Linked DNA regions of Homo sapiens: regions 1 and 3 are each linked to region 2. The links are chromatin contacts, found by Hi-C or POLR2A ChIA-PET in ENCODE. All regions are on one chromosome and are shown on one strand. The core of a region is the stretch at or near the end of the contact, and the rest is flanking DNA. Distances in the headings are between cores, read along the strand shown.

What was found. A loop is a pair of places that touch in the nucleus more often than their neighbours do. ChIA-PET counts read pairs that join two places held with the same protein, here RNA polymerase II (POLR2A). Pooled maps may share reads with other maps.
Region 1: a loop to region 2 is called in a pooled map, with 2.3 times the contacts of the local background. The contact joins two enhancer-like sites. A Hi-C loop is called at or near these places in 1 of 50 pooled maps. POLR2A ChIA-PET finds 5 or more read pairs at or near these places in 2 of 52 experiments (AG04450 and OCI-LY7).
Region 3: a map with no recorded cell type shows a loop between it and region 2 (8-fold over the local background). The contact joins two enhancer-like sites. A Hi-C loop is called at or near these places in 11 of 37 single-sample maps with no recorded cell type and 5 of 50 pooled maps. POLR2A ChIA-PET finds 5 or more read pairs at or near these places in 3 of 52 experiments (GM12878, OCI-LY7 and activated CD4-positive, alpha-beta T cell).

The regions. Positions count from the first base shown.
Region 1 is chr20:5,816,632-5,820,204 of GRCh38, reverse strand. The region is part of intron 2 of SHLD1 (shieldin complex subunit 1); the gene reads right to left. Among named protein-coding and RNA genes, the nearest start is that of SHLD1, 68 kb to the right of the region's middle. Within about 2 kb of position 1,929, at least 2 of the 41 ENCODE cell types and tissues checked have a DNase peak (open chromatin) inside an H3K27ac peak, as active enhancers do; they include OCI-LY7, where a contact is called at or near this core.
Region 2 is chr20:5,643,140-5,647,212 of GRCh38, reverse strand. No RefSeq gene overlaps it. Among named protein-coding and RNA genes, the nearest start is that of GPCPD1, 34 kb to the right of the region's middle. RefSeq lists an enhancer at 221-270. Within about 2 kb of position 1,637, at least 9 of the 41 ENCODE cell types and tissues checked have a DNase peak (open chromatin) inside an H3K27ac peak, as active enhancers do; they include OCI-LY7, where a contact is called at or near this core.
Region 3 is chr20:5,841,272-5,845,163 of GRCh38, reverse strand. All of the region lies in intron 2 of SHLD1 (shieldin complex subunit 1), which reads right to left. Among named protein-coding and RNA genes, the nearest start is that of CHGB, 68 kb to the left of the region's middle. RefSeq lists an enhancer at 778-847. Within about 2 kb of position 2,008, at least 4 of the 41 ENCODE cell types and tissues checked have a DNase peak (open chromatin) inside an H3K27ac peak, as active enhancers do.

The DNA.
Region 1 (3,573 bases), core at 680-3,179, 170 kb before region 2:
GGAGGCCGAGGTGGGCGGATCACCTGAGGTCAGGAGACAAGCCTGGACAACCAACATGGTGAAACCTTGTCTCTACTAAAAATAGAAAAATCAGCCAGGCATGGTGGCACACGCCTGTAATCCCAGCTACTGGGGAGGCTGAGGCGGGATAATCACTTGAACCCAGGAGATGGAGGTTGCAGTGAGCTGAGATCACAGCACTGCACTCCAGCCTGTCTGGGCGACAGAGCAAGACTCCTTCTAAAAACAAAACAAAAAACAAAAAAAAAACACTGTCAAGTCCTCATTATGTATCCACCAGAACTCAGTAATTTTTTAGGCACAACACAAAGGTGTGGCTGTCTTAGCAAGTTACATGATGATTTTATTGTTGTTGTTTTTAAGAGACTGGGTCTCACGCTGTCATTCAGGCTGGAGTGCAGTTGCACCATCATGGCTCACTGCAGCCCTGGCTTCCTGGGCTCAAGCCATCCTCCTGCCTCAACCTCCCAAGTAGCTAGGACTAAAGGTGTACTCCACCATGCCTGGCTAATTTTTTTATTTTTTGTAGAAACAGGGTCTTGCTGTGTTGCCCAGGCTGGTCTCGAACTCCTGACCTCAAAGGATCCTCCTGTCTCAGCCTCCCAAAGTGCTGGGATTACAGATGTGAACCACCATGACTGGCCTACATGATGTTTTAATATGACAACAGCCAACATGACAATAGTCGGTGTTGTTCCTACAGTGCATGAAATCAGTAAGCATTCATTGAGTACTTCTTATATGTGATGAAAGTGAAGCAATTACAAAGGCAAACATTACAGTTAATAAGCAAAGTTTGGAATGAGAAATAACAGATAAGGGTAAGAGTGTGGTCACACCAGATCAATCTGGTTCAACTTTTACGTAACAAAGTTGTGAGTTGTTTTTCAGTTGTCACGGACCCTCAGGTCTCATAACCTGAGCATGCCCAGATGAACCAAGCATGCAACCATGCTTAGTTCCACTAGGGGGAACCTAAGTGCTCAGACCGAGGAGTGGGACTGAATTAAGAAGTAGACACTGGCGGGGCACGGTGGCTCACACTTGTAATCCCAGCACTTTGGGAGGCTGAGGCGGGCAGATCACTTGAGGTCAGGGGTTCAAGACCAGCCTGGCCAACATGGAGAAACCTGTTTCTACTAAAAACACAAAAATCAGCTGGGTGTGATGGCGCACACCTGTAGTCCCAGCTACTTGGGAGGCTGAGGCCCAAGAATTGCTTGAACCCAGGAGGCAGAGGTTGCAGTGAGCTGAGATCATGCCACTGCACTCCAGCCTGGACAATGGAGCAAGACTCCATCTCAACAAAACAAAACAAAACAGAAGTGGACACTGCATGGCAGGATCCAGGATCCAATCAGATTGAGCCCTGGAGTCACCCCATGGTGGATTCCAGTTAGATCATGACCCCCAACATCATCGCCTTATTGTAAGATCCAATCAATCACCTCATTCCAAGATCAATCCAGTCACCTCATTCACGCCTCATTACCATATGCTTATAAACCTCAACCCAGGCCCCCATTTGGGGAGACAAATTTGAGCATTTCCTCCTATCTCCTTGCAAGGACCAAGAGTTCCTGGATCATATGACCTACCTACCAACCAACCCAGTATGTGATTCCAACCCTCTTATTTCTTGGCAACTCTGCATTATTTAACCTATAAAATGGGTACAGGATCCCTGCCTTTACTTACTACAGAAAAATGTTACAAGACAAATCTAAGTGAACAGCCTCTGGCAATGGCAGAGTTAACTATACCAAATTTGCCCTTCTGCTATAAATGGCTATAAAACTGGACAAAATGGCCTGGTGCAGTGGCTCACGCCTGTAATCCCAGTATTTTGGGAGGCTGTGGCGGGTGGATCACTTAAGGTCAGGTGTTCTAGAGCAGCCTGGCCAACATGGTGAAACCCCATCTCTACTAAAAATACAAAACTTAGCCAGGCGTGGTGGCAGGTGTCTGTAATCCCAGCTACTTGGGAGGCTGAGGCAGGAGAATCGCTTGAACCTGGGAGGCAGAGGTTGCAGTGAGCCGAGATAGTGCTACTGCACTCCAACAGAGCAAGGCTGTCTCAAAAAAAATAAAAAAATAAAAAAAAGAAAGAAAAAGAAAAAAAGGAGAAAAAGAAAAGAAAACTGGACAAAAAACAACTGCTTTCAGATCCTGGTCACAGTTAGTATAGGACTTTGATCACTGAGAGAAGGGACGCAAGATGTGCCTACAATTGCCCCCAGTGTTCTGCTGGAGGCACTTCCTAGACCACAGCGCAGGGAAGGGGAATCCAAACAGAGCACAGCAATCTCACTGCCTCACAGCAGTTTCCTCAGCAAAGAGACAGAGATCAGTTTCAGGTGCCTGGAATTTCTGAAGCTGAGTCCTGGAGATGAGGGAGCTAAACAGATAAAGAGCTCCAGAAATCAGCATAGGGATTCTTTTGAGTATTTCACAGTGAACACTAAGTCATAATGCCAGGCACAGCCAGGGGAGCTGTGAGCTGAACAACTTCCAGAACTCACACAGGGCTGGGAGACATGCATGTTCTGACAGCCAGAGTGAGATGACTGTTGAATACCTGGGATATTCAGTACAGACCCAGAAAGGCTAAACCTTGGTAGCAAGCTAAACTAGCTACAGAGTACAGGCTATTCAAAAAATCTCCCTAGTGAGTTTAGGCTGGATGCAGTGGCTCACGCCTGTAATCCCAACACACACACACACACACACACACACACACACACACACACAGAGAGAGAGAGAGAGAGAGAGAGAGAGAGAGAGAGAGAAAATATCCCGTGAGCTTAAAAACAAGTCTTGAAAGGATCAAGTTGATAAGCAAGTAATTTAACTGCCTGCCATAACAAACTTTGATACTTTTTATAAAAAGGCAGCAAAATACAGACACTCTACAATGTAATATCACTAAGTCCAGCATCTCATAATTACTAGACATGGGAAGAAGCAGGAAAATATTACCTATAATCAGGAGAAAAATCAGTCAACAGAAACAGATCTTGAAATGATAAAGATGATGGAATTAACAAACAAGGACGTGAAAGCAGCTAATATTATAAATATCCTCAAGGTTTTATTTTCATTTTATTTATTTATTGAGATAGGGTCTCACTTTGTCACCCAGGCTGGAGTGCAGTGGCACAATCTCGGCTCACTGTAGCCTCCATCACCTGAGCTCAAGTGATCCTCTTGCCTCAGCCCCCAAGATAACTGGGGCTACAGGCAGGCACCACCACGCCCAGCTATTTATTGGTATTTTTTGTAGAGACAGGGTTGCCATGTAGCCCAGGCTGGTCTTGAACTCCTGAGCTCAAGTGAACCACCCGCCTCGGCCTCCCAAAGTGCTGAGATTACAGGTGTGAGCTACTGCGCCCAGCCTATCCTCAGGGTCTTAAAGGAAAACATAATGTATGACAAATAGGAATATCTGTGATAGTTTTTAAACTGGTCCTTTTATACTGTCAGGCATTTTAATCATAATATTAGTTCTTGAGTAGAATGCAGAATCACAGAAAAAATATGAACTGGAAACAA
Region 2 (4,073 bases), core at 388-2,887:
CATGATCTCTGCTCACTACAAGCTCCACCTCCCGGGTTCACGCCATTCTCGTGCCTCAGCCTCCCGAGTGGCTGGGACTACAGGTGCCCACCACCATGCCCAGCTAATTTTTGTATTTTTAGTAGAGATGGGGTTTCACCATCTTGGCCAGGCTGGTCTTGAACTCCTGACCTTGTGATCCACCCACATCAGCCTCTGGACATGCTGGGATTACAGGTGTGTGCCGTCGCACCCAGCTGCACTTAATTTTTAATTTAACTTTATTATTTTTTTGAGACAGGGTCTCAGTCTGTCACCCAGTCTGGAGTGCAGTTGCATAATCACGGTTCGCTCGACTTCCTGGGCTTAGGTGATCCCCCCACCTCTGCGTCTTGAGTAGCTGGGACTACAGGTGCATGCCACCACACCTGGCTAATTTTTCTATTTTTGTAGAGATGGGGTTTCATCATGTTGCCCAGGCTGATCTCAAACTTCTGGGCTCAAGCAATCTGCCCACCTTGCCTTCCCAACTTGCTGGATTACAAGTGTCAGGCACTGTGCCCGGCCTCCAACATTTATAAAAGTCATAAATCACCTTTGTTGAGTTATAGATCTAGAAATTTTAGCTCACAAAGGAGCCTATATTCTTTGTGGTATCAAGTGACTCACTTTCTTTTTCTTTTTCTTTTTTTTTTTTTTTGAGATGGAGTTTCACTCTTGTTGCCCAGGCTGGGGCTGGAGTGCAGTGGCGCCATGTCGGCTCACTGCAACCTCCTCATCCCGGGCTCAAGCGATTCTCCTGCCTCAGCCTCCCAGCTACTCGGGAGGCTAAGCAGGAGAATCGCTTGAACCCAAGAAGTGGAGGTTGCAGTGAGCTGAGATCATGCCATTGCACTCCAGCCTGGGCAACAAGAGCGAAACTCCGTTTCAAAAAAAAAAAAAAAAAAATTAGCTGGGCATAGTGGCACGTGCCTGTAATCCCAGCTACTAGGGAGGCTGAGTCAGGAGACTTGCTTGAACCTGGGAGGCAGAGGTTGCAGTGAGCCGAGATTGTGCCACTGAACTCCAGCCTGCGCGACAGAGCGAGACTTCGTCTCAAAAAATAAAATAAAATAAAATAAAAATGCTGGAAAGCAGGAGCTTCAGTAAGTTTAATTCTCCGAAAACTTGCTGGTGATTTGTATGCCATACTTAGTGATTTATTAACAAAACAGAAGAGAAGCTGTTCAAGTTGTTAGAAGAGAATTCAAATTCCTGAGTAGGTTTTACCCAAATAAGTGACAACTTCAATCACATAATTATTGGGTGATCTGTTGTCAGCTCCGTGCATATGACCTAAGTTTTCACCTTAGAAACAAAAGGGAGAAGTTGTACTTTACAGGGTATGTTTTCTACATGTGGATAGTGTCAATGAAAAAAAATTTGAAAGTGCTGGAGCCCATTCTGGAGTTTCATGCATGCACTCATATAGCATTTGAGTTGAGTTCAAACCCTTTTTCACTCTACCAAGGTCCATCTCATGGGACTTTGGTCTTAGAGGAGGAATAAAAAGAGAACAACAATGAGCTCTAATATAAAACACAGGAAATGAGACTCGTGAGAAAGTTATTCTCGTCTTTACGTGTTCGGTTGAATGCCGCTGTGTCATGTAGGGCCAAGATTGCAGCAAAACAGGATCTGGGTCATTACACACTTTCCACTGAAGGGGGTCTCAAGAGTATCCTCATTTTGGGTTTGAGATGCCGATTCACCTTATCAGTATTTACTTTTTAAAAACTAGTTGGGTTTTTTTGAGACAGAGTCTCACTCTGTCACACAGGCTGGAGTGCAGTGGCACAATCTTGGCTCACTGCAGCCTCAACTTCCCAGGTTCAAGTGATCCTCCCACCTCAGCCTCCCAAGTAGCTGGGACTATAGGTGTGTACCCCCATGCTCAGTTAGCCTTTCAATTTTTAGATATGGGTGGAATTGGGTATGACTGGTCATATCCAGCAGGATGCCCAGTTAGGAGAGAAGCAGTTTGTTGTTTATGTGGTGTTTGATTTGTCTAAAATCTAACAAGTTCCTAAAAAGTCTTTCTGTTTCCTCATTTGTGGAAAAATTGGGTTGGCATTATGACTGTGGGAATAACTGTGAGGACTGAGGGGAAGAAGGAGCTAAAAAGAGAATAAAGGAAACAAAGAAGCTTACTTCAGATAGGATGGTCAGAAAGTCTGCTTTAGTGGACAATAATTAAGCTAAGGCCCAGAGGAAGAGACAAAGCTAGCATGGGAAGAGTAGGGGAAGAGCTTCTAGGATGAAGGAACAGTATAGCAAAGACCTCTAGGCTGGACAGGACTGGCATTGTGTGCCAAAGACAGAGTGGCATGAAATGAGCTTGCACTTGGGAGGATGGGTAGAAGCCAGGTCCTGTAGCAGTTTAGAGGACACTACAAGTTTATTTTTATTTATTTATTTATTTTGAGATGGAGTCTTGCTCTGTCATCCAGGCTGGAGTGCAGTGGCGCGATCTCAACTCACCCCAACCTCTGCCTCCTGGGTTCAAGTGATTCTCCTGCCTCAGCCTCCCAAGTAGCTGGGATTACAGGTGCCTGCCACTATGCCTGGCTAATTTTTGTATTTTTAGTAGAGACAGGTTTCGCCATGTTGGCCAGGCTGGTCTCCAACTCCTGACCTCAGGTGATTGGCCTGCCTTGGCCTCCCAGAGTGCTGGGATTACAGGTGTAAGCCACTGTGCCAGGCCTAAGTTTATATTTAGTTCTAAGTGTAGTGGGAATCCAATGAAGGATGTTGCATAGACTGTGAGTGATCTGATTTTTATTTTTTAAGATAGACCTATTTTCTGGGTAGAGAATGGGTTGGATAGGGCAAGGAGATGGGGTGGTAATGGAGAGGGTAAGGAGGTGGGGTGGTAATGGAGGTGGACAAGTTTGAAATGGCTTTGGATACAGAATGAACAAGACTTGTGATGAATTGGATGTAGAGAGTGGGGAGAAAAAATGAATCCAGATATAATGAAATTTCCTACTAGTGTGGTTAAATAGGAGGTGGTGCTACCTACAAGACAAGTAAGGCCTACTGTGGGAGAACAGGTTTGGGAAGGGAGGAACCAAGGCGATACATTGTGCTGTCTATGAATTTCCTGGTTGGAATATTAAGAAGGCAGGTGAATTATAACAGTCTGAAGTTCCAGGAAGAGATCAGGGCTGGAGATATAAATGTTGATAATGCTGGTATCAAGATGGCATTAAAGCCATGGGATTGGATAAAATCATTCAGAAAGAGAACAGAGGAGCTCCAGTAGTGCAATTGCTTAAAGTGCAGTACTTATATGACAGAAAGCACAGAAAGAGCAGAGATGTGGCTGGGTGTGGCGGCTCACGCCTGTAATCCCAGTATTTTGGGAGACCAAGGCGAGTGGATCACCTGAAGTCAGGATTCCGAGACCAGCCTGGCCAATGTGGTGAAACCCCATCTCTACTAAAAATACCAAAACTAGCGGGGAGTAGTGGCACATGCCTGTAATCCCAGCTACTTGGGAGGCAGGATAGTGCGGAGGTTGCAGTGAGCCGAGACCCTGCCATTGCACTCCAGCCTGACTCCACCTCAAAAAAAAAGAAAAGAAAAAGAGAAGACACGCAATGATTAAGATTCTCAGCTTTATTATTATTATTCTCTTTTTATTAAAAAGTAGAGATGGGAGCCATGCGCGGTGGTTCACACCTGTAATCCCAGCACTTTGGGAGGCTAAGGCAGACAGATCACTTGAGGTCAGGGGTTGGAGACCAGGCTAGTCAACATGGTGAAACTTCGTCTTTATTAAAATGCAAAAATTAGCCAGCCACGGTGGCAGGCACCTGTAATCCCAGCTGCTCAGGAGGCTGAGGCAGGAGAATCTCTTGAAACCGGGAGGCGGAGGTTGCAGTGAGCTGAGATCATGCCACTGCACTCTAGCCTGGGTGACAGAGTGAAACTCCCTCTCAAAAAAATAAATAAATAAATAAAAGTTGAGATGGGGGTCTCACTATACTGGCCAGTCTGGTCTTGAACTCCTGTCTTCAAGTGATTTTCCCACCTCAACCTCCCAAAGTTCT
Region 3 (3,892 bases), core at 759-3,258, 200 kb before region 2:
GTACTTGTTCTTTAACGTCTGGGATTTTTCAAAGTGAATAGTGAATGCTTCTATTAATATATGTCTGGCTGGGCACGGTGGCTCATGCCTGTAAGCTCACCATTTTGGGAGGCCGAGGCAGGTGGATCACCTGAGGTCAGGAGTTTGAGACCAGCCTGGCCAACGTGGTGAAACCCCATCTCTACTAAAAATACAAAAAATATTAGCCAGGCATGGTGGCGTGCACCTGTAGTCCCAGCTACTCGGGAGGCTGAGGCACAAGAATCATTTGAACCCAGGAGGCGGAGGTTGCAGTGAACCGAGATCGCACTACTACACTCCAGCCTAGGCGACAGAGTGAGACTGTGTCTCAAAAAAAAAAAAATATATATATATATATATATATATATATATGTCTACTACACAGTGATAGATATTATATCAAAAGGAAACTCCAGACAAACAAGCATTTATTTGTAACTGTAACTGGAAGGAACATCAGCCTTACCAATAGCTACTGCCCCATCCTGGCATTAGAGTTGAAGGGATGAATCATAGTGAACATTACCCATCTCACAGCAGGAGGACTATGATTATACAGAGGTCCCTGGTGCACCCTCTGCAAAGTAAACATGATCCTAGTGTGGGCAGAAACAGCAGGTGCCTCAGTGTGTGGGAGTGTCAAACACAGAAGCCCAGGCTGGTAGAGCCCTCCAGCCATCCCCAAACACATCCCTCTAAGGGGGACCTGCACCAGGATGTGGGTGGGACTGAAATGACTCAACCTCCAGAGAGCCTGATGGTGGCAGTGGTTTTTGTAAGTTGATGACAGCTATTAATCAAGCAAAGAGCTTCAGGAAAAGTTTGAGTTAGTAAATACACTGAAGAAGAGAAACAGGCAGCATTAAAAATAAAACAAAAAATTGTGAAAATAGGCAGAGAAGATCTAGAGTTCACAGAATGACTGCTGGCTGAGTCAGAATCACAGCGCTGAATTAAACGGGCAAGACAAGAAGGAAACACCATGAGATCAGTTATAGGAGATCACTCTCAACACCCATGCCTCCCATTTACACTTGAATTTAAGGAGAGCAAAGCTTTGAGCCTTCTCTCCTGAAGCACATAACATTGGAGAACACAGAAAACTCAAAGAAACTGGAAAAAAGCCACAAAATCTAAAATTTGCGTGATACAACTTACGCAGAAAAGGAATATAGACAGAAGACAAGTGAAAACTGAGGCTAAGTGACAGAGAAAGATGGGTTTGGGATGCATTTGTGTTGGGAAATTTTCTAACATGAGTTATTAAGGGCTAGAAGTGAGGAATACATGGAATTGAATTTCCACCTTCGCGAGGATACCTCTAGTGTGGTCACAGAAATAGTTACTTATTTTTGACAAAAGAATATGGTAGACAAGATATTCTGAAAATCCTTCCTGTTACCAAACATCTAAAACTGTTGGATAAAATATTTTTGAAAAATCTTTTAAAATGTTTGACTGAGCTGGTAACAAAGCAAGGAAAGCCTGTACAGACCAAAAGCAAAATGAGAATAGAAGTTCTGAGAGGTCTGCAAACCCTGAGCTGGTGTCTAGACCTAGCATGTCAGCTTCAACGTCCACACAGGGTTCAGGACACAAAGCCTAGGGCCATGGCAAGGTGGGGGTGCTTAACAAGAAATCACCACATAAAGCTGAGAGCCCTGAAGTTACGCCACCAGAGAAAAAGTGAACTAGAGAACAAAATACGCCTTGTAAAAGGTTATAGTAAAACAAAACAAACAAAAACTTGTCTTGGCCTTGGCTCTGGGTAGAGAGAGAGAGAAAAAAAAGAAATATCTGCCCCAAGATTTAACCTGATAAAAGAAAATAAAAGGAAAAAAAAAAAAGAAAAAAACAATTGATCATGAGCCAGAACTCACATGTGTTTGTGCTCAAATTGAAACTATTTTTGTGGTCTAAAAACCTCTAAGCCAGCTATTTATTTTAATATGGTTCCAGACTGACATGCCCTCATATGTCTAGTGAAAGCAAGCGTAAACCTTAGAGGGATGTACTTTCAACCAAACACCAAAAGAAACCGTCCACACAGAGTTCCATTGAACATGAGCTCAAAATGCACAGGGAAAAAACAAATCTACCTTTACCGAGTGGGAGTAAGCAAAGTGAGCCAGCAAACAAGGCCCATGGTGGCTTCAGATATTGGCGTTAACACAATCAGGATATAAGGCAAATATGCTTAATATGTTAAAGAAATAAAATGGGAAGTTGAAAGTTTGAGTTAGGAACAAGAGACTACAAAAAATGAACAGGTAAATGAGAAAAATAAACAAAAAGCACAATGAGAAAATGTTAAATTACAGAAAAAGAAAAAATATAGTAATAGGTATTTATACCTCAGCAAATAGGTAAAACAAGACTAGAGTCCAGTGGAAAGATAATTAGAAAATAGAAATCAGAGTTGAAGATATTACTTACAATTTAGCATAGAGAGAGAGATAGAGAAAAAAATAAGAGATATGGAAGTCAAAGTGAGATGGTCCAACATGCATGTAATTGGAATTTCAGAAAGAGCTAACAGAGAGAACGAAGGAAAGGCAATGCACAATGAGACAACGAGTTAATGGGTGGGAATTTCTCAGAACTGATAAAGCACAAATCCTCAAATTTATTAATCACAATGTTCTGTAAACAAGAAGGCAATGAAACAAGACCTTCAAAGTTCCAAGAAAATAATTACCAACTTAGGGACGTGCAGGCAATGGTGAAGGAGTTAAGACATCAGTCTCTTAACTGGCCAGATCGACCAAAATAATAAATGTCATACCCAGATTGCCCTTATATCCAAAGCTCATTTTCTAAAAGTGCTTGAAATAGACAATATTCTTACCACTTAGGCTGATGTACAGAAATTTTATCTGAAGGTAGAGGAAGGAGCTACATACAATTTCAAGGTTTTCTATTCCTTTAGTGACACATCTATTTAATTCACCAAGGTAGTCCAGCTATCCTTGAAACAGTATTCCAATGCTAGACTCTGATCTCAAATCACACGTGATCATCTTAAAAGTATACAGTTCATCTCCACTCTATATTTTGTTTCTGAAAGTTTCATTCCATAATAAGCCAGTTATGCAAAATCATTCAACTTCAAAGTTGTTCTAGGTTGGTTTTATAAAAATTGTAAAGGCTATTAATGTTTTGTAGACAATGTTCTCTTTCTCCATAGTCAACTATTTCCATTTGCTTTTTAAGTAACTTTATCTTCCTAACTCAGCTCATGCGTGCTGCTCTAATAGCCTCTGCATTGCACTACTGAGTGTGCAGCCATTGGCCCACAGACAAAGATATCTATTCCAAACACTCTTTTGGAAAAAAGGGAAAATAATTATTTCTACTCTTTCATGATATTCACTCTTTGAAGAGATCATGAGAAAGAAGCTGTTTAAGCTTCAAGAAAGCAGTTAAATGTACTTTTAGTCAATAAATTATGCCAATCATAAGATAAACAGAGGCAGAAATTATGAGTCATGGAGTTATTACTGATAACATTTACTGCCTTATTAACATTTTAGAATTTTCTGTTATCTAAGGTTCTCCATAAATTTCATTTCACATATAAATGCATAAACCTAAAAAGGAATACAAATTTGAAGGATGCTATGAAGAAGAAAAAGAAATGAAAAATAACCTAATTATACTGGTCATTCTGGATGACTAAATTTTTTTGACCTCTAAGTGGCAAAACCTCAAATGCATTTGAAGCTTTAGCTCCTAATGGGGCCCCCAAAACACCCATGCACACAATAAATCTTTCATGCAAATTTCTGTTTTTCTATATTTTGATCTAGGTAGTGGTTATGTGGGTATACACCCACATATATAAAAATTCACCAAACTGTAACACATAAGA